Regions from separate parts of the Homo sapiens genome. Here region 1 is linked to region 2. The links are chromatin loops, found by intact Hi-C in ENCODE. Cell type or tissue: mammary epithelial cell. All regions are shown on one strand. Each heading gives the region's core, and the rest is flanking DNA. Links, peaks and the distances in the headings are about the cores only. Region 1 has its middle 14 kb from the start of ZFP57. Region 2 holds the start of OR12D3 (olfactory receptor family 12 subfamily D member 3).

Region 1 (12,698 bases), core at 1,984-9,983, 320 kb before region 2:
GAAAACAACCTAACTCAGAATTGCACATCCAGTAAAAATATTTTCAGGGAAGAAAAATGAAAAGGTGTCTCCAGATAAAATAAAACTAGGATAATTTGTTGCAAACATAACTCTACTGCAAGAAAAATACTGAAGGAGTTTCCCAGGTTGAAAGAAGTCATACCAGATGGTAACTTGAGTCTTCAGATAGGAGTGACCAACACTGGAAATGCCAAATATATGGTGGGAAGTTAAAGATGCTCTATTTTTTCTTAGTTTTTTTTTTATTAATTTTTTTTTGAGATGGAGTTTCGTTCTTGTTGCCCAGGCTGGAGTGCAATGGCACAATCTCCGCTCACTGCAACCTCTGCCTCCTGGGTTCAAGCGATTATCCTGCCTCAGCCTCCCGAGTAGCTGGGATTACAGGCATGCACCACCACGCCCAGCTAATTTTGTATTTTTAGTAGAGACGTGGTTTCTCCACGTTGGTTAGGCTGGTCTCGAACTCCCGACCTGAGGTGATCCACACGTCTTGGCCTCCCAAAGTGCTGGGATTACAGGCGTGAGCCACCGCGCCCAGCTTTTTCTTAGTTTTTTAAAAATACAAATGAACAACACTATCAACCGTCTTGATCTGACATTTACAGTCACTGTGTTCAACAGCTCCAGAATATATATTTTGTAAAGTGAATATGGTACATTCACTAACACAGGTCATATGTTGAGACATAAAACAAGTAACAACATATTTCAAAGGACTGAAATCATACAGAATATGTACTCTGACCAAAATAGATTTTATTGGAAATCAATAATAAGTTGTCTAGGGGCAAAAAAGTATTGAAAATTTTAAATCTTCCTTCTAAATAACCTACGGATCAAAGAAGAAAACATAAGGGAAGTTAGATAATATTTTCAACTGAATGATGATGAAAACATACCTTTCAAAATTATTAGATACTATTTCCAGTCTTTCTGCAAAGGACAGTGATCAAGAGAGTGTGGTATTGGCAAAAGGACAGACACATAGATCAACAGAACAGAATGGAGAGGCCAGAAATGGAAGGACAAAAATAGAGTCACTTGATTTTGAATACAAGTACAAAGGTCATCCAATGAAGAAGGGAATCTCCTTTCAATAATGATGCTGAAACAATTGGCATCCATCTACTTTGGGAGGCTGGGGCAGGTGGATCACTTGAGGTCAGGAGTTTGAGACTGGCTTGGCCAACATGGTGAAACCCTGCCTCTACTAAAGTTACAAAAATTAGCTGGTGTGGTGGCTCATGCCTGTAATCCCAGCTACTCGGGAGGCTGAGGTAGAAGAATCACTTGAACCTGGGAGGCAGAGGTTGCAGTGAGCAGAGATCACGCCATTGCACTCCAGCCTGGGCCACAGGGTAAGACTCAATCACAAAAAAAAAAAAAAAAAAAAAAAAAAAAAACTTGACAATACTTCACACCTATAAAAAAGTAACTCAAAATGTATCATAGACTTAAAAATAATATGCACAGCCATAAAACTTCTGGAAGAATATAAAGGAGAAAATCTTAACCTTGAGTTTGAGTTTTTAGATAAAACACCAAAAATACAATCCATGAAAGAGAAAACAAATCAATTAGACTTTATCATAATTAATAGTTTTTGCTTTACAAAAACACTGGTAAGTGAATGAAAAGAAGACAAGGCACAGACTGGAAGAAAATACTTGTCAAAAAACTGGAAGTTATAGATGTGACAAAGGACTTGTAAAGATAATATGTGAACAAAATTAAAACACAATAATTGGGGAAAAAAATCTTGATTTTAGAAGTGGGTGAAAGATCTCAACAGACACCACCAAAGAAGATATATGGGTGGTAAATAATACTTGAAAATATGCTTAAGATCATCTGTCATTAGGGAAATGCCAACAGGGTGCAGTGGCTCATGCCTTCAATGCCAACACTTTGGTAGGCTAAGGCAGAAGGATCACTTGAGCCCAGGAGCTCAAGACCAGCCTGGGTAACATGGCGAGACAATGTCTCAACAAACAAACAAACAAACAAACAAACATTAACCAGGTGTGGTGGCATGCGCCAGTGATTCCAGCCACTTGGGAGAGTGAGACGGGAGGATTGCTTGAACCTGGGAGGTGGAGGCTGAAGTGAGCTGTGATCGCACCACTTTACTCCAGCCTGGGCAACAGAGTGAGACTCTGTCTCAAAAAACAAAACAAAACAGAACACCAAAACAAAGTACTGCTACACTATTAGAGTAGCTAAAATTTTTTAAACTTACAATAAAAAATGCTGAAAATATACAGAGCAACAAGAATTCCCACTCACTGCTAATGGGAATGGAAAACGGTAAAGCCACTTTGAAAGACAGTTTAGAAGTTTCTTATAAAGTTAAGGAGAGACTTACCATCAATCATGCTCTTAGGTATTTACCCAAGTTAATTCAAGGTTGATATCCACACAAAAACCTGTACATGAATATTTATAGCAGCTTTACATATGTTCACTAAAAACTGTAAACAACCAAGATATCTTTCAGCCATGCAAGACTAAGCAAACTGTGGTATAACCATATGGATCATAAGAAATGAGCTATTGTCAGGCCAGATGAGGTGGCTTACACCTGTAATCCCAGCACTTTGGGAGGCTGAGGCAGGTGGATCACCTGAGGTCAGGAGTTTGAGACCAGCCTGGGCAACATGGCAAAACTCCGTCTCTAGTAAAAATACAAAAAGAAAAAATTAGCTAGGCGTGGTGGCGAGCAACTGTAGTCCCAGCTCCTCGGGAGGCTGAGGCAGGAGAATCACTTGAACCTGGGAGGCAGAGGTTGGAGTGAGCCAAGACTGCATCATTGCACTCTAGTCTGGGCAACAGAGCAAGGATCTGTCTAAAAAAAAAAAAAAAGCTGTTGCCCTGGTGCAGTGGCTCATTTTGGGAGGCCAAGGTGGAAGGATCGATTGTGGCCAGGGTTCAAGACCAGTCTGGGCAACATACCGAGATGCTGTCTATGTTTATTTAAAAAAAAAAACAAATTGGCCAGGCGCAGTGGCTCACACCTGTAATCCCAGCACTCTGGGAGGCCGAGGCATGTGGATCACCTGAGGTCAGGAGTTCGAGACAAGCCTGGCCAACATGAAGAAACCCCGTCTCTACTAAAAATACAAAATTAGCCGGGAGTGGTGGCGCATGCCTGTAATCCCAGCTACTCAGGAAGCTGAAGCAGAAGAATCATTTGAACCTGGGAGGCAGAGGTTGCAGCGAGCTAATATCGCGCCATTGCACTCCAGCCTGGGCAACAAGGGCAAAACTCTGTCTCAAAAAAAAAAAAAAAAAATATATATATATATATATGTAAATAAGCTATTAATCCATACATCAATTAATCTTAAATGCGTTTTACCAGGTGAAAAAAATGTCAGACACAAAAGGCTTCATTTTATCTGACTCAATTCATATACCATTCTGGAAAAAGCAGATCTATGGGGACAGAAAACAGGTTAATGGTTATCAAAGGTTGGAGGGAGAAGGGATAAAGAACATTCAAAGGGAAATTTTTAGGATGAAGGAACTGTTGTAGATGGTACTAGGGTAGTGGATATATGATTCTATACATTTTTCAAAATCCAGGCTGGGTGTGGTTGCTCATGCCTGTAATCCCAGCACTTTGGGAGGCCGAGGCGGGTGGATCACCTGAGGTCAGGGGTTCAAGACCAGCCTGGCCAACATGGTGAAACCCCGCCTCTACCAAAAATACAAAAATTAGCCGGGACTGTTGATGGACGCCTGTAATCCCAGCTACTCGGGAGGTTGAGGCAGGAGATGGAGGTTGCAGTGAGCCCAGATAGCACCATTGCACTCCAGCCTGGGCCACAAGAGTGAGACTTCATCTCAAAAAAAAAAAAAAAAAAAAGTCATTGTTGTAAAAAGGGCACAGGCTTTGCTACAGATTTTTCTACCAGTGAAAAGATGTATACACTTGCCTGGCCTCATCATTCAGACCAATTCATAAAATAACAAATGCATGGAAAAAAAAACTTAAAAACACAATCATCATGTGACTGACTTCCAAATTAGATTCTCCTTCAAATCAGAGAGTATTGCTTGTTAATAGTGTTTATAAATTTTAATTCCTGATTGCTGAGACAATATGTACATAAAATATTTAGCCAAAGAGTTCAAAATGAAATTACCCAAATTACCTATTTGTTATTTTATACATAGTAATTATTTTTTAAAAATCATTTGGCTGGGTGCGGTGGTTCATGCCTGTAATCCCAGCATTTTGGGAGGCCAAGGCGGGCGGATCATGAGGTCGGGAGTTCGAGACCAGCCTGACCAACATGGTGAAACACTGTTTCTACTAAAACAACAAAAATTAGCCGAGCATGGTGTTGCGCGCCTGTAATCCCACCTACTTGGGAGGCTGAGGCAGGAGAATCGCTTGAACCCAGGAGGCAGAGGTTGCGGTGAGCCGAGATCACACCATTGCACTCCAGCCTGGGCAACAAGAGCAAAACTCCATCTCAAAAAAATTTTTTTAAAAAGCATAAATTAAAAAATAAAATAAAACTTTTAAGATGTTAAGCCCCTGAAGCTCCAACTACAAAGTAGGGTAAAAGGCTGCCTAAAGCAGTGAAGATCAAGGAGTGACCTTGGAGGCAGCAGAGGGAGACTGTATTAGTCCATTTGCGTTGTTGTAAAGGAATACCTGGGTTTAAGTAATTTATAAAGAAAAGAGATTTATTTGGCTCACAGTTCTGCAGGCTGTACAATCATGGGGCCAGCTCCACTAGGATTCTGGTGAAGTCTCAGGAAGCTTTTACTTGTGGCAGAAGGCAAAGGAAGAGCAGGTGTGTCACATGGAGAGAGAAAGAGCAAGAGAGCTGCTAGGCTCTTTTAAATAATCAGCTCTCGTGTGAACGAATAGAGTGAAAGCTCACTCATTACCATGGGCAGGGTACTAAGCCACTCAAGAGAGAACCGGTCCCATGACCCAAACGCCTCCCACTAGGCCCCAGCTCCAACACTGGGGATCTTTCAACATGAGATTTGGAGGGGACAAACACCCAAACCTTATCAGAGATGATCCCAGCCACAGGTCTCAGAGAACCAGCAGAGGGCACTCCTCCAGGGCCCAGCCTGAGTGTGGAAATAGCTGTCAGAATCACATCAGAATGTTTCAGAACTCATGGGGAAAAGCTGAGACAGAAAAAAAGAAGAAAGTAAGAAGCTGGCAGAAATCAGCTAGGAACCTTGAGAGACTTGGTATTTCATTGAAAGGTAAGATAGGAGTGTTTTGACTCCCGTCGTCCCTAAGGAAGACCACCAGTATCTGAACTGTCGGAGAGCTCCTCTGCCCTCACAAAGCCAAACACTGATGTGCATGGCGATTTGGGAACTTCTGGAGGGCATCACACCAGACAACCAACTTGCGCTGGGTCACTTGTCCCTCCTCCAGACTCGGGCAGTGTTGGCAGGGTGCCATATTAGGAGTGTAGCCATCAGGGGACTGTGTCCTTCCCAGGGAACCCCAACCTTTGTATATTCACATCACAGAAGCTCCTGCAGCCATGCCCCCAGTGCCCACTTGGATTGTGGCAGCCACACAGGGCTGGCTGGACCCAGTGGAGCTGCAGGGTTCCCAGTGGTCTAGCCATCAGGGATTGCTGCTCCTAAGGAAAGGGAGACTGCAGTACACAAAAAAAGTACCAGTTGGGACAAAGGAGGCCAGACCATGTACTCATCTGTGTCCAAGAGCTCCTTGTTTGTGGGCTGAGTGACTGCACCACTTCCAGCAGAGTCGTGGACACTGTGTTCAGCTCTGCGCTGAAGGAGTGTAGTTCCATCCCAGCAGCCAAGCAGCCCCAGTGCTTAGAATCAGGCATGGAAAGGGGAAATTCTCCTGCCCTTCCCCCATCCACCACTGCTTCAAACACAGCATGGCCACTCCCATGGGAAATTGGCACGTGTGCCAGAGAAGAGCCTTTCTAGGGCTATCAGGGGTGACTGTGTTTCCACTGGCAGTGTGGCCATTTGGGCCAGGCTTGTGTGAAAGACAGGGCCCTTTCCCCTCTCTACAGGGAGTGCTAGCATTCCTGCAGTGGAGAGCAGGAAAGCTGAAAAGCTATGTGCAGGCCAGGCGCGGTGGCTCACGCCTGTAATCCCAGCACTTTGGGAGGCCGAGGTGGGCGGATCATCTGAGGTCAGGAGTTCGAGACCAGCCTGACCAACATGGAGAAACCCTGTCTCTACTAAAACTACAAAAACAATTAGCCAGGCGTGGTGGCGCATGCCTGTAATCCCAGGTACTCGAGAGGCTGAGGCAGGAGAATTGCTTGAACCTGGGAGGTGGAGGTTGCGGTGAGCTGAGATCACGCCATTGCACTCCAGCCTGGGCAACAAGAGCAAAACTCCATCTCAAAAAAAAAAAGAAAAAGAAAAGCTATGTGTTTGGGGTTGAGGGAGGATGCTCTGCACCAAAGACATTTAAATGGTGAGCTGAGGAGAAGACATCTTTAATGAGTCTCAACTACATTGCAGTTGGAGATAGAGAGTAGTGTCTGGTCAATTTGAGTTTCCCCGATGCCAGGACTAGGGAATGACAGGGAAATGGATGGCATTCCTGCCTGGCCAGGTCATGAAGCTGGGGCAGCCCTCTCCTCATCTGTGGAGACCTAGGCACGTTTCACCAGAAGTTTCCCATGCCATCACTCCTGCCTGAAAGCTGCTGCCTGTGCTCACCATTGTGGGGCAGGCTTGGGGATCCAGCTCTACTCAGCTATGTCCCCCTCTCTGGTGCTGAGCAGGGAGCCCAGGCTGCTGTACATTCCACTTACCAGCACATTTCCTGAGGCAACAGAGAACTTTTCTAGGTATACAATGATGAAGCATATACTCACGTGCTTCTGCCACATAGGCTTTTAGGCATAAGCCCACCTACTGTTCTGGAGGCTGAACCACGCACCTCAATACAAATCAGTTGACAAAAGGGCACATGAGTGGAAATAAACTTCTCATCTCTTCCAAAAGAGGAAATGAGATAAACTTCTTAAACCTCTGCCATCCTGGCCCTGCAGGAGGCTGTGAGCCTGTTCACACTCCCAGTACATCACCACCACAACTGGCATTTGAGAAAGCCACCATACAAAGGCTATCTATAACCAGGGGACAACTACAGCGTCTTTGCCACTGAAAGCATTCACAACCAAATGCAAAGGACCTTAAACAACATACATTATAGTCACATAGTAAAGGGAAAAAAAAATCCTGCCCAAATGAAATAAATTCAAAAATAAGAAGAGAAAGTTTCTACAGATGAGAAGGAACCAAAGAAATGATTCTGGAACTCTCTATGTTTTCTATTTTTTAAGTAAGTCCTTTGTTTCTCTGTTGAAAACAGTAGAATGTTTTGAAAACATACTCTGAAAAAAGAGTGTTATGACATCCCCAAAACATTACACTAACTTTCTAGCAATAGATCCTAACAAAAATAAAATCTTTGAAATACCAAATAAATAATTCAAAATAATGATTATAAAGAAGCTCAATGAAATCCAAGAGAAAGTTGAAAACAACACAAAGAAATGTAAAAAATCAATTCAGCATATGAATAAAAAATTTACCAAGAGATAAATATTTTTAAAAAAGTAAACCACCTGGGCTGGGCGCGGTGGCTCATGCCTGTAATCCCAGCATTTTGGGAGGCTGAGGCGGGCAGATCACGAGGTCAGGAGATCTAGACCATCCTGGCTAACACAGTGAAACCTCGTCTCTACTCAAAATACAAAAAATTAGCCGGGCCTGGTTGCAGGCGCCTGTAGTCCCAGCTACTCAGGAGGCTGAGGCAGGAGAATGGTCTGAACCCGGGAGGCAGAGCTTGCAGTGAGCCGAGATTGCGCCACTGCACTCCAGCCTGGGCGACAGAGCGAGACTCCTTCTCAAAAGAAAAAAAAAAAAAAAATTAAACCACCTGGAAATAAAAAATTCATCAAAGTAGTTCCAAATGCAGCTGAAAGCTTTAACAATAGACTAGACCAAGCAGAAGAAAGAATTTCAGAGCTTGAAGACAGGTCTTTCAAATTAACCCAGTCAGACAAAAAGAAAGAAAAGAGAATTAAAATATGAACAAAGCCTTCAGGAAGTATGGGGTTATGTAAAACATCTGTACCCATGAATCATAGGTATTCCTAAGGGAGAATGAAGGGTAAAAAGTGTGGAAAATCTACTTGAGGAAATAATTGAGGAAAACTTCCCTAACCCTGGCTACAGATTTAAAATCCAGATAGAAGATACTTAGAGAACTCCTGGAAAATACATTGCAAGATGGACTTCACCAAGACAAATAGTCATCAGACAATCTAAACTCAATGTAAAGGAAAAAAAATCTTAAAATGAGCAAGAGAAGAGAAAAAGTGTCCTAAAAACCTATATAGGAAATTCCATCAGTCTAACAGTGGATTTTTCAGGCCGGGCACGGTGGGTCACGCCTGTAATCCCAGTACTTTGGGAGGCTAAGGTGGGTGGATCACGAGGTCAGGAGATCGATACTGTCCTGGGTAACACAGTGAAACCCCGTCTCTACTAAAAATACAAAAAATTAGCCGGGCGTGGTTGCAGGCGCCTGTAGTCCCAGCTACTCCCGAAGCTGAGGCAGGAAGGAGAATGGCGAGAACCCGGGAGGTGGAGCTTGCAGTGAGCCGAGATCGCGCCACTGCACGCCAGCCTGGACAACGGAGCGAGACTCCGTCTCAAAAAAAAAAAAAAAAAAAAAAAAGCACTGTGAAAATCCCTATCCTGTTTGTTCCGATCTAATTACTGGGACATGCAGCCCCTAGTCACATAACCCCTGCTTGCTCAATCGATCACGGCCCTCTCAAGCGCACCCCCTTAGAGTTGTGATCCCTTAAAAGGGACAGAAATTGCTCACTGGGGGAGCTCGGCTCCTGACACAGGAGTCTTGCCGATGCCCCCGGCCGAATAAACCCATTCCTTCTTTAACTCGGTGTCTGAGGAGTTTTGTCTGCGGCTCGTCCTGCTACAATATGGCGCCATTGCACTCTAGCCTGGGCAACAAGAGCCAGACTCCTTCTCAAAAAAAAAAAAAAAAAAAAAAAAAAAAAAAAAAAAAAAAAAAATTGCGGCCGGGCGCGGTGACTCACACCTGTAATCCTAGCTCTTTGGGAGGCTGAGGTGGGCGGATCACGAGATCAGGAGTTAGAGACCAGCCTGGCCAGTATGGAGAAACTCCACCTCTATTAAAAATACAAAAATTAGCTGGGCATGGTGGCACGCACCTGTAGTCCCAGCTGCTCAGGAGGCTGAGGCAGGAGAATCGCTTCAACCTGGGAGGCGGAGCTTGCAGTGAGCCGAGATCGTGCCACTGCACTCCAGCCTGGCTGACAGAGCGAGATTCTGTCTCAAAAAAAAAAAAAGAAAAGAAAAGAAAAAAAGAAAAACAAGCAAAGAGTGGTGATGAAATTTGAAAGAAGGGACTAGGCCGGGCGAGGTGGCTCACGACTAATCCCAGCGCTTTGGGAGGCTGAGACAGGCAGATCACCTGAGATCAGGAATTCAAGACCAGCCTGGCCAACGTGGTGAAAACCTGCCTCTATTAAAAATACAAAATTAGCCGGGTATGGTGGTGCGTGCCTATAAATCCCAGCTACTTGGGAGGCTGAGGCAGGAGAATCGCTTGAACCCAGGAGGCAGAGGTTGCAGTGAGCCCAGATCGCGCCATTGCACTCCAGCCTGGGCGACAAGAGTGAAATTCCCTCTCAAAAAAAACAAAAAAGTAAAGGAAAAGAAAAGAAAAGAAATAGCATATAGTAGCATATAAATTCCCAAACATTAAACAATTGCCTTTGTTCATATAAACAATAAAAAGTTAAAATTTTTGTGAGGCGATAACCTCATATATAATAGAAACAAAAAGGTTTTTAATGAAAAAATTACTAAGAAGTGTGCAAACTTTAAATGAAAACATTAAAACACATCTGAAATTTAAAAATTAGATATGAACAAATCGGGCCGGGTGCGGTGTCTCACGCCTGTAATCTCAGCACTTTGGCAGGCTGAGGTTGGAGGATCACCTGAGATCAGGAGTTTGAGACCAGCCTGGCCAAGTGGTGAAACCCTGCTTCTACTAAAAATACAAAAATTAGCCGGGTGTGGTGGTGTGAGCCTATAATCCCAACTACCTGGGAGGCTGAGGCAGGAGAATGGCTTGAACCTGGGAAGTGGAGGTTGTGGTGAGCCGAGGTCACACCACTGCACTCCAGCCTGGGTGACAGAATGAGAGTCCATTTCAAAAAAAAAAAAAAAAAAAAAATGAAGAACTTTTTTTTTTCTTTTCCGTAAGTTCTTGGGGTACAGGTGGTATTCGGTTACACGAGTAAGTTCTTTAGTGGTGATTTGTGAGATTTCGATGCACTTATCACCCGAGCAGTATACACTGCACCTTGTAGTCTTCTGTCCCTTGCCCCCTCCTATTCTTCCTCTCAAGTCCCCAAAGTCCATTGCATCATTCATATGCCTTTGTGTCTTCATAACTCAGCTTCTACATATCAGTGAGAACATACAATGTTTGGTTTCCCATTCCTGAGTTATTTCACTTAGAATAACAGTCTCCAATCTCATCCAGGTCACTGAAAATGCTGTTAATTCATTCCTTTTTATGGCTGTGTAGTACAGAAGAACATTCTCAAATAGGAAGACTATACAGCACATTTGCAGAGTAAATTTTCAAATGTAATACCTCCTAATCAAAATGCCAACAACTACTTTTTTTCTCAAGCTAGACAAGTAGATTATAAAGTTCACATGAGAAAATAAATAAGAATAATTAGAAAATCCCTTGGGGGAAAAAAACAAATTGAGAATTGGGTGTCTAGTTATGCCTAATAGTTAAATATTTTACAAATTCCCTGTCACTAGAACAGTGTGGCACTGGTGAATGAATAGACCAACCAATGGAACAGCACAGGAAGTCCAGAAACAGCCAAGTGCATAGCAACCTAGTCCTCATTTAATGACTTTAATTCATTCCTGGGCATTGTGCCACTAAATAAAAAGTATTAAACCAGGCTGGGTGCGGTGGCTCACGCCTGTAATCCCAGGAAATTGGGAGGCCAAGGCCGGCGGATCACCTGAGGTTGGGAGTTTGAGACCAGCCTGACCAACATGGAGAAACCCCCTCTCTACTGAAAATACAAATTAGGCAGGCGTGGTGGTGCATGCCTGTAATCCCAGCTACTCGGAAGGCTGAGGCAGGAGAATCGCTTGACTTGAACCCAGGAGGCAGAGGTTGTGGTGGGCCAAGATCGGGCCATTGCACTCCAGCCTGGGCAACAAGAGCGAAACTCTGTCTTAAAAAGGCCGGGCGCGGTGGCTCACGCCTATCATCCCAGCACTTTGGGAGGCCGAGGTGGGCGGATCACTAGGTCAGGAGATCGAGACCATCCTGGCTAACGAGGTGAAACCTCGTCTCTACTAAAAATACAAAAAAATTAGCCGGGCGTGGTGGCGGGCACCTGTAGTCCCAGCTACTCTGGAGGCTGAGGCAGACGAATGGCGTGAACCCGGGAGGTGGAGCTTGCAGTGAGCCGAGATCCCGCCACTGCACTCCAGCCTGGGCGACAGAGAGAGACTCTGCCTCAAAGTGGAGAAAATGGTACAGAGGCCGGGCGCGGTGGCTCACGCCTGTAATCCTAGCACTTTGGGAAGCCGAGGAGGGCGGATCACGAGGTCAGGAGATCGAGACCATCCTGGCTAACAGGTGAAACTCAGTCTCTACTAAAAATACAAAGAATTAGCCCGGCACGGTGGCGGGCGCCTGTAGTCCCAGCTACTCGGGAGGCTGAGGCAGGAGAATGGCGTGAACCCGGGAGGCGGAGCTTGCAGTGAGCAGAGACAGCGCAACTGCACTTAAAGGGCGAGACTCCGTCTCAAAAAAGAAAGAAAGAAAGAAAGAAAGAAAGTGATACAGAAGTGAAAGAGATGTTTACCTATTGAGCAAAAGGTGTGAGGGTGTGTGTGTGTGATAAATGATACTAGAAAAAAAGAGAGCAAATGAATGATATTGTATTCTCTTCATAGTTAAGGTGTTCTGCTGTTTATTTTTTGTGGGGGGAGGGGGGCGCGGGGCGGACAGAGTCTCACTCTGTCGCCCAGGCTGGAGTGTAATGGCGCGATCTCGGCTCACTGCAAACTTCTGCCTCCCTGGTTCACGGGATTCTCCTGCCTCAGCCTCCTGAGTAGCTGGGATTACAGGCACGTGCCACCACGCCCGGCCAATTTTTGTATTTTTAGTAGAGATGGGGTTTCACCATTTTTGTCAGGCTGGTGTTTATATGATATTAATAAACAATGAAAGATAAAGAAAAGATCTGAATCATTTGCATTTTCAGGAAAATTGTTACACATCAGAAAATCTGTCAGGAAATATTTGAGACTCCATCACAATCATTGCCCCTTAAACACACCCATCAAGACGACTGTTCTTCCTCCTTTAGAGAGTAAAATGAACCTTCAGTACATTGAGTTTTGTGGAATTCTTACCTATTTACTCTGAAGTTTCTATTTACTACTTACATACCTTTGTTTTCATTGCTCTATTGATATATCTACCTGCAAAGTTTTCTGTGAGTCCTCTATTGTTATAGAATGCACCATAATTTTTTCCATTAGGAAAATTAAATTTTGTTTACTCTTTTTTTTTTTTC
Region 2 (10,357 bases), core at 101-8,100:
GGCCCCCCTTACTCAAGTGCTGTGTTGTTGGAGGAACTACCTTTTGATAGGAGGCAGGAAAAAACCTACCTAGGCTGCCTTTTGTTGTGGGATGGCGTGTTGGAAGAGGCAAACATTTTTTGTCAAATAAACTAATTGCCTTCTTTAGTTGGGTGAAGGGACAGCCCTGCTGCTGTGTGGTTCCTACAGTTCTGGAATCCCAAAGCAGTTCACCTTCCCACATTTGAGAATTCTTTTTTGGTTACCTCTTGTATTGTTTCTACGGTTTGTAGTTGTACTTAATGGGAAGGGAGATGGGAGAAACCTGTATATACCATCTTATCCGGAAGTCAAAATCACTGTTTTTAAGTTATTTTATTTCGAAAAATCTCAAACTTGCTGGGTGCTTAGACCTGAGCTGGGCAGCGGCAGAACATGCCTTGAGCAGATGGGCATGTGCTTGTGACTAAGTGGGGTGGGAGTCGAGGTGCAGCGCGTTGGTGCTCTTTACAGTGCTCACGGCAGCCTGCTGTAGCGCTTGCCTGCATGTCATATTTCAATTTGCATTTTTCTTATTTTTAATGAGGTTGAGCATCTTTTCCTATCTTTAAGATCTATTCATATTTCCTTTTCTATAAATTGTCTGTATGTTTCTCTCTTTAAAAAAAATTGGTCTGTGTCTTTTAGGTTTATTAAATAATTTATATATTAAGAATGTTAGCACATGGTCTACAATTTGCTTTGTGATTTTATTCCTGGATGCGTTTTGATCTTTTATTTGTAGGATTTTTGTCATGCAGACATTTTCGATGCCTATGTAGTCAAATTTGGTAATCTTTTATTGCTTCAGGTTTTTCTATGATATTTAGAAAATCATTTCCAAATCCAAGATTATTGTTTCCTCCCTTATTCTCTTTTTTTCTGTAAAAGTTTATATGACATATAAAGTACAACACACATACAGAAAAGTGGATAAATCCTGAGTCTCAATAAATTTTCACAAAATGACATATCTGTATAACCAACACACCCACATGAAGAAACAGCTTCATCCATATTACTTAATATAGCTGTAGTTCATTTTGACTCCTTCACAATGTTTCATTTTGTTGATGGACATTTATATAGTTGTCAGTTTTTGATAAAAAATATTGCTGCTATGAACATTTTTATATATTTTGGTATGTGCACCTTCTATTGGCTATATACCTAGGAATGGAATTTCTGGCTTATTCATATATGCGTATGTTTAGCTTGAGGATACTGCCAGATTGTTTTCCAAAATCACTATGCTGATTAAACTCCCTGGAGGAGTATATGAGTGCTCAGGGTGCTCTACATCCTTGTTGACACTTGGTGTTTTCCATCACTTTTTTATTTTAACTGTTCTAGTTATTGTGCAGTGGCACTGCATTGTGGTTTTGTTGCTGGGGGCTCAGGAAGGTCTCCAGATGCAGGTGAGAACCCAGCCCCAGGGGGTTTTCAGGTTCCCCATTCCTTTGCATTTCTATGTAACTTTTAAAATCAGCTTGACAATTTTATATTTTAAAAATCAGGGACTTGTACTGGGATTGCGTTGACTTTTCAGATTACTTTTAGGAGAGTAGACATCTTCATTATAGTATATCTTTCAGCCCATGAATATACCATATTCCTCTATTTATTTAGATATTCTTTATTTCCTCAGAATAATGTTTTGTAGTTTTTAGGATAGAGATCTTACATATTTTTGTTTAGTTTTATTTCTATACATTTATTGTTTCTGATGCTATTGAAAATATCATTGGACATTTTATTTTCATTTGATTGTGGTTAGCATATAAAATATATTTAATTCTTGTTTAATGTCCTCATATCTCAGAAATCTTCTAACCATACAGGCATATCATCTATGAAAATGAGTTTTATTTTTTCCTTTCTAATTCTAAAGTATTTTATTTATTTTTTTCTTGCTTTATGACACTGGCTAGAACCTCTAGGACAATGTTCAAAAAAGTGATGATAGGAGAAATCCTTGTCTCATTCCTGATCTGAAACTTTTCATGTTTCTTCATTAGGTATGATCTTTTCTTATGGTATTTTTTATTAATTTTATCAAATAAACTAATTTCCCTTGTATCCCTAGTTTGCTAAGGATTATTTTATTAAATCATGAGTGGGTGCTAAATATAATCAAATGCTTTTACTGCATCTGTGGTGTTTCTTGTTTTCTTTCTCTAATATGGCTATTGTATTAATTTATTTTTTAATGTTAAATTACCCTTACATCTTGAAATAAATTTTATTTGGTTGCGATGTAGATATTGCTTGTTTTTATTCATTTTTTCAAGATTTTTGCATCTATAGTCACAAGACAGGTTAGTCTGCAGTTCCTTTCTGTTAAGTTTTTTTGTTTTTTTTTTTTTTTTGAGATGGAGTCTCGCTCTATCGCCCAGGCTGGAGTGCAGTGGCGCGACCTCAGCTCACTGCAAGCTCCTCCTCCCGGGTTCAAGCCATTCTCCTGCCTCAGCCTCCCGGGTAGCTGGGACTACAGGCTCCTGCCACCACACCAGGCTAATTTTTTGTATTTTTAGTAGAGACGGTGTTTCACCATGTTAGCCAGGATGGTCTAGATCTCCTGACCTCGTGATCCGCCCTCCTCGGCCTCCCAAAGTGCTGGGATTACAGCCGTGAGCCACCGCGCCTGGCCTCTGTTGAGTTCTTTTTAAAGTGTTGGTATCAAAGTTGTGCTAACCTTATAAAAGAAATATAGAAGTGCTCCTTTTTCATTGTTTTGAAAGTATTTGTGTAAGTTATTATTTCTTCCTTAATTATTTGGTAGAATTCACCAGTAAAATCTGGACTTGGTGTTTCCTTTCTGGAAAAATTTTGAATAAGAACTACACTTTCCTATATAAATATCAAACTATTGAAATTGTCTTTCTTCTACTGTCAATTTTGGTAAGTTACTTTTGGTTTAAGTAATTTTAAAATTTTATTTAAATTGCCAAATTCTTGGGCATGAAGTCGTTCATAACGACCTTTTACAATGTTTGACGTTGATAGTATCTGTAGTGATACTAGCTTAAAATTTGTATTCTCTCTCTCTTTTAACAATTTTACTGAGTTGATAACTTTCATTAATCTTTTCAAATGACTAAATTTTGACTTTGTTGACTTTTCTTTATTGAACTTTTGTTTTCTATTTCAATTATTCTTGTTATTATTTTAGCTATTTCCCTTCTACTTTGTTTAGGTTTGAGTTGTTGGATTATTTGTTCATTCATTCATGCATTCATTCATTTAGCTGTTTGAAATGAAAGTTTAGGTTATTGGTTTTTCAATATTTCTTTTTTTCTAACATATGCATTTAAGGCTGACAATTTCCCTCTATTTATTTCTTTAGCTATATGCCAAAAGTTTTGATATATCTCATCTTCATCATTGTTCATTTCAATTTTTTTCTAATTTTATTTGAATTTTTTCTTTATGAATTATTTGTGTGTATTACATAATATGAAGCAATTGGTGAGTTTCTAGATGCATTTTTCTTATTGTTTTTTAATTCCAGTGTGGTCAAGGGACATTCTTTGAATAGCTCAACCTTTTGAAACCTTTTGAAGCCTTTTGGTAATACTCAACTCATGCTTGATTTTGTAAATATGTACAAGATATACTTGAAAATAATGTGAATTATTTTTTGGTTGGGTTCAGTGTTCTTTATATGTTAATCAAATTTGTAAATTATGTTGTTCAGATGTTTATATCCTTACTGACTTTTTGGCTGATTCTTCTGTCAGGTATAGAGAGAAACTTGTTAAATCTTCTCATTGTGATTGTGGTTTTAACTATGTCTTTATTTCTGTCTATTTTTAGAGTTATTTTATGGAGAACTTACACTGGAGAACTTATGATATTGTGGACCAATTATTAGCAGAAGAATCTTAGTAGGCATGGGTGGGAGGAGTATCCTAGTTAGCCTTTCCAATTCCTCAGTGCAAGGGCTCCCTCTTCTGTTGATAAGGTGGTGATTATTATTATTGTTATTATTATTATTATTATTAATTACTTACAAATGACAAGCTTCCTTTGTTCTTCATATATTTACTATACCTCTTCTCTCCATCACCTTCAGTGCTTAGACTGTGCCTTTTTCTATCCCCTGCCCCACAGAAATTCTCACTCCCTGGGAGGTACTCCCCTTTTGGATTGAAAAATTGGGGGTGTTTTCGAAGTTCTTCTACTAATGGGACCTCTAACTATTTCAAGTTTTTCCCAACTACATCCACTGCCTCATTGCTATGACACAGTCTTGTGACTAATGATGCTAATTTTGCTGTTTTTTTCTCCTCTACTCATACAACATTTGGTTTGTGGGTGTTTATGTTTCTTACTTTCACTGAAAGTTTGGGTTGTCAGAAGACATGTGTTACTCTCTTGTGGCTTTTATGTATCTTAGAAGAAGTGATGAAATCCCCACTGAGCTACATCTGAATTTTTGCCAGAACCTAGAATCATAAGTTGAAAAACTATTCCCTGTTTGTATGTTTAAAATTTTTGTAATACATAATTCTAATGCCATACATGAGGTTATGATTATGTCCATCAAATCTTGCACTTCCTAGTTTTGAAAACAAATGCCCTTTATCTATATCTGATTTGTTCATAATATAATGCTTTTATTAGTCTAGTGCCATTTTAACAGCTCAGAATTTATCAGGTATATTAGTCTTCCTCAATTTTGTTGTACATAAATTTAGTTTTACTGTTCGTAACTATTCTTCACACTGTTGCTCACCCCTAGGTTCCTCCAAATAGTAAACTTGCTTTATTTAATCCTCACAGTGTAAAATTAAAAATTCAGAAAAATTAATTCTGTTATTGTTAAATTTGCTTCCCAGAGCAATGGAGAATGTCACTACAATGAATGAGTTTCTTCTACTTGGCCTGACTGGTGTTCAGGAGCTGCAGCCTTTCTTCTTTGGGATTTTCTTAATCATTTACCTGATAAACTTGATTGGAAATGGATCTATATTGGTGATGGTTGTTTTGGAACCACAACTCCACTCCCCTATGTATTTTTTTCTGGGAAACCTTTCTTGTCTGGATATTTCTTATTCTTCAGTGACACTGCCCAAGCTGCTCGTAAACCTCGTGTGCAGTCGCAGGGCTATATCTTTTCTAGGCTGTATCACCCAGCTACACTTCTTCCACTTTTTGGGAAGCACAGAGGCCATTTTACTGGCTATCATGGCCTTTGACCGTTTTGTTGCCATCTGCAATCCTCTTCGCTACACTGTCATCATGAACCCCCAGGTGTGTATTCTGTTGGCAGCTGCGGCCTGGCTCATCAGCTTCTTTTACGCTCTGATGCATTCTGTCATGACTGCACACCTGAGTTTTTGTGGCTCTCAGAAACTCAATCACTTCTTCTACGATGTCAAGCCGCTCTTAGAATTGGCCTGTAGTGACACATTACTCAATCAATGGCTTCTTTCCATTGTCACAGGCAGCATATCCATGGGAGCTTTCTTTCTGACTCTTCTCTCCTGCTTCTATGTAATTGGCTTCCTTCTGTTTAAGAACAGGTCCTGCAGAATACTCCACAAGGCTCTGTCCACTTGTGCCTCCCATTTTATGGTGGTATGTCTTTTCTATGGACCTGTGGGCTTCACATATATTCGTCCTGCTTCAGCCACCTCCATGATTCAGGACCGGATAATGGCCATCATGTATAGCGCCGTCACCCCTGTACTGAATCCACTAATCTACACCCTTAGGAACAAAGAAGTGATGATGGCTCTGAAGAAAATCTTTGGTAGGAAGTTGTTTAAAGACTGGCAGCAACACCACTAGGACTAATGAGGGATATCTGATTTCTATTAAGACTGATTTCCATCACTTCACTGTAAGAAATGATTTGTTTACCTGGTTTATATTTTTCTTTCAAAAATTTTGAGCACATATTATATTAGGCAGTGTAGTAGGTTCAAGAAACACAGGAGCAAGCAAAACAAATTCCATAATGTCATCAAACATAAAGTTTAATGTGATGGAGGCCCCAAATAACCAAACGCGTAAGTACATATGTCAGGATAATTCGGTGGCAAGGAGAACTAAGGAGGTAGGAAGTATGGGGAGGGTTAGAGTAGGAATCTGCTGTGTAAAAAAGAATGTGGCATTTCTCCTAGGACAAAAACCTTTGGAATTTTCCAAGTAATAGAAGTATCTTACTGAAATTCCATATGAGATAATCTTTATTTTTGCCTATTTTTTTTCCTTTTGTGTTTCCTTCAGCAGGAAAGTACTGATGATAATTTTTCTCACAACAGTTTTTATCTAGAATATCATTTTTGTTAATCTTAATTCTTGAAGAGAATTTTTAATGGGTATTTAATTTTAGGGAGAGATTTTTCTAGCCATTGAAAATATCTTGTTTTTCCCCAGCTTATTGAAGTATAATTAACAAATAAAAATTGCATATATTTAGGCTTCACAACATGATGCTTTAGTATATGTATACATTGTGAAGAGACTACCACAATCAAGCTAAACCTACATTACTGTCCCTGCATTAGTTTACTGTTGAATACTAGAAGTTCTTCATTCTATCTAACTGCATTTTCATACCCATTAAGCCAATGTGACAAGCTCTTTGTTTCAGTTGGAGTGTTTGCACAATTTAAATTTGATAAATTTTTGATAGAATTAAATTTAAATTTATCCTCCAACTAAATTTTTGATAGAATTAAATTTAAATTTGTCCTCCAACTGTTTGCCTTTCATTTGTCCTATTTGTCCGTTATTGCTTCTTCTTTCATTTACTGTTTTTTATGGGAATATTTTTATGATTTCATTATATTTTCACTATTGTCCTTTTATTTATACCTTTTTATTTTATATTTTTGTGGTTACTCTGGGGTTTACAATGTACATTTTAAATTCACAAAATATTTCTTCACATAATATTACACCATTTAAGATGTATTGCTAGAGTCATGCCATACTGTACTTCCATCTCCCTGCTCATGCTTTGTGATTTTAATGTCACACATTTTACTTTTACTTATGTTATTAGTATCCAAGATACTGCAATTCTGTTTTTTTTGAAAAATTCTATTATTTTTAAGGTAATTAAAAATAATAAAAATGTCTTTTACACTTAAACACATATTTATAATTTCTGGCACTTTTGGTCCCTTCATGGAGACACTGATTTTCATCTCGTATCATTTTTTTGTTGTTGTTGTCTAAAGACTTTCCTTAACTATTTCTTGTAGTAAAGTTCTGCTGGTAATAATTTACTTCAGCTTTTGTTGGCATGAAAAAGTACTTTGCCCTTATTTTTAAGAGATGTTTTCTCTGTATATAAAATTTTAAATTGCCAGACTTTTGTTTATGTGCTTTAAAGCTGTTGCTCCATTACCTGTCTCACATAATTTCTGGTGGGATGCATGCTGCCATTCTTATCTTTATTCCTTTGTAATAACTGTGTTGATTTTTCTCTTGCTGATTTTAAGATTTTTCTTTATGACTTTTTTAGCAAATAGATTATGATGTTCATTGTAAAGTTTTCTAATATTTATTCTATTTAATTTTTATTGAGCTTCTTGGATCTATAGATTATATATTTTATCAAATTTGGAAAAACTCAGTCATTACTTCTTCAATGTTTTTAATCAAACACTTCTTTAGTACTCCACTTGCACATATGTTAGACTGCTTGAAATTATGACATAGGTCATTGATACTTTGTCCATTTTATTAAAAAGATTTCTCTGTGCTTCATTTTGGATTGTTTTTATATCTATATCTCCAAGTTCCTTGATTTTTTCTTCTGCAGTAATTAATCTACTGTTTATTCCATGCACTGCATTTTTCACTTTATATTTTGTATTTTTTATTTAAACAAGTTCTATGTGGGTCTTTAAAAAAATCTCTCTCTTTTTATGTCTGTATTTCCCCTAAATTATTATGCTTATTTTGAGGCATACTTTTTTTTTTGTTAAGGTAGATCCAGAACATTGTTTATTCTGAGATTAATTTAGCCCCCACTACTAAGGTAATATCCTTCTCAGGACTCCACCTAAGTCCTTGTCTATTACAAGCTGTTCCAATCAGGCTGATGGGTCATGGGACATACCCAACCCTGTCTTGTACAGTGTATTAAAATCATTGCTTTATATATTTTATTCCATTTTTTAGATGTTTAATCAGGAGAGAAAATCTCGTTACTTTATTATGGCAAGTAATGAAACACAAAAATCATTATTTTTGAGGTTGCGGAATGTAGATCTTCCTATCTGTTGTGGGTACACACGACTACTTTCTAGTATCAATAACATTAGTGTGATATAATCTAAATCACAGGCACTAATGTAGTCACTCCTGATCGAGGTACAACATATGTAGCTGGCAATACTGTTCAGGGTTGATGCTTATATTTTTTTTTTCTTAAATTGAGACAGAGTCGCCCTATGTTTCCCAGGCTGGTCTTGAACTCCTGGGCTCAAGGGATCTTCCTGCCTCTGCCTCCCAAAGTGATAGGATTACAGGTGTGAGCCAGCACTCCAGGCCTTATCTTAAATTCACACTTTGTTAACTTTTTTTCTCCTTTTTTTGTAGAAACAAACAGAGCAAATATTTCAGTGTATGATGTCCCTGTTTTCCTACTCTGTTCTATGAGTATATCTCTATAAAAGAGTTGATTCTACTATTATTTTGCTCTTAATAATATTTTCCTATTTTCACCTCATTTTTATTATTCTGAATAGATCATCTTTAAAAAGGAAGTGAAATTTTTTTTCCTTTTTGTCTCTACCCTATCTATTTCTTTTTTGTTATGGCCATTTATAGTCACGTACACTCATTTAATCTCAATTTATTCACTGGAAAAAAACAGCTGATTTAATGTTAGAGAGCACACATTATTGGTAAATCCCTTATTATACATCATAAAAAGCAAAGACACCCCAAACTCCTAGATTTATAAGAAGAAAACAAGCTACGGGGAAATGATTCCCTATTTAATAAATGGTGCGGGGATAACTTCCTTGTCATATACAGAAGATTGAAGCTGGATACCTACCTTTTACCCTATACAAAAGTTAACTCAAAATTGATTAAAGATTTAAATGTAAGACCTCAAATTATAGAAATCATGGAAGATAACCTAGGAAATACTCTTCTCAACATCGGCCTTGGCAAAAGATTTTTGGCTAAGTCACCAAAAGCAATGGCAACAAAAACAAAAATAGACAAGTGAGACCTGATTAAACTAAAGAGCTTCTGCACAGCAAAAGAAACTATCAACAGAGCAAACACACTATCTACAGAAAGGGAGAAGATATTCACAAACAATGCATCTGACAAAGGCCTAATATCCAGAATCTATAGGGAACTTAAACAAGTCAACAAGCAGAAAGCCAATAATCCCATTAATAAATGGGCAAAGGACATGAAAAAACACTCTCAAAAGAAGACATACATGTGGCTAACAAACATACGAAAAAATTATCAGCATCACTAATTATCAGGGAAATGCAAATCAAAACTGCAGTGAGATATTATCTCACACCAGTCAGAATGACTATTTAAAAAGTCAAAAAACAACAGATGCTATCAAAGCTGCAGAGAAAAGGGAATGCTTATATGCTGTTGGTGGGAATGTGGATTAGTCCAGCAACTGTGAAAAGCAGTCTGGAGATTTCTCAAATAATTTAAAACAGAACTACTATTCAATACAGCAATCTCATTAATGGGTATATATCAAAATAAAATAAATCATTCTACCAATAGGATACATACACTCACATGTTCATTGTTGCGCTGCTCACAATAGCAAAGATGTGGAATGACAGACTGGATAAAGAAAATGTGTTACATATGCACCATGGAATACTATGCAGCCATAAAAACAGAATAAAATAATGTCCTTTGCAGCAACATGGATGGAGCTGGAGGGCATAATTCTAAGCAAGTTAACACAGGAACAGAAAACCAAATACTGCATGTTGTAACTTATAAGTGGGAGTTAAGCATTGAGCACACATGAACATAGGTATGGGAACAATAGACACTGTGGACTACCAGAGGCTTCAGGGATGGGGGAGGATGGGTTAAAAAACTGCCTATCAAGCCAGGTACTAGGCTCATTACCAGGGTGGTGAGATCCATACTCCAAATTTGAACATCATGCAATATTCCCATGTAACAAATCTGCACATATATCCACTATGTCTAAAATAGAAGTTGAATTTTTTTAAAAAAGTAAAAACTAAAAATAAATATAAAATAAAAAAATTTAAAAAGACTTATTGGTAATGAATGTTAGATACAATAAATGAATAATGCAAAATTTATTATCGTCTGTTTTTGGAGTGAAATAACCACTCATAGA

Evidence for each region. A loop is a pair of places that touch in the nucleus more often than their neighbours do. Peaks named below come from ENCODE experiments on the same cell type or tissue, not always from the same donor. Only the 100,000 strongest peaks of a DNase experiment are listed, where the experiment ranks them.
Region 1: it touches region 2 in a loop (11-fold over the local background); 3 of 110 quality-filtered maps call a loop at or near these places.

Annotation. Positions count from the first base shown.
Region 1 is chr6:29,689,125-29,701,822 of GRCh38, reverse strand. No RefSeq gene overlaps it. Among named protein-coding and RNA genes, the nearest start is that of ZFP57, 14 kb to the right of the region's middle. In mammary epithelial cell, for the core only: a CTCF peak has its summit at 5,096 (motif pointing right); no DNase peak of the experiment used is centred there.
Region 2 is chr6:29,369,794-29,380,150 of GRCh38, reverse strand. OR12D3 (olfactory receptor family 12 subfamily D member 3) reads left to right here and starts at 4,860. Exons shown (of 1, transcript NM_030959.3): 1 at 4,860-6,728. The coding sequence starts at 4,864. The coding sequence ends at 5,814. In mammary epithelial cell, for the core only: a CTCF peak has its summit at 3,936 (motif pointing left); no DNase peak of the experiment used is centred there.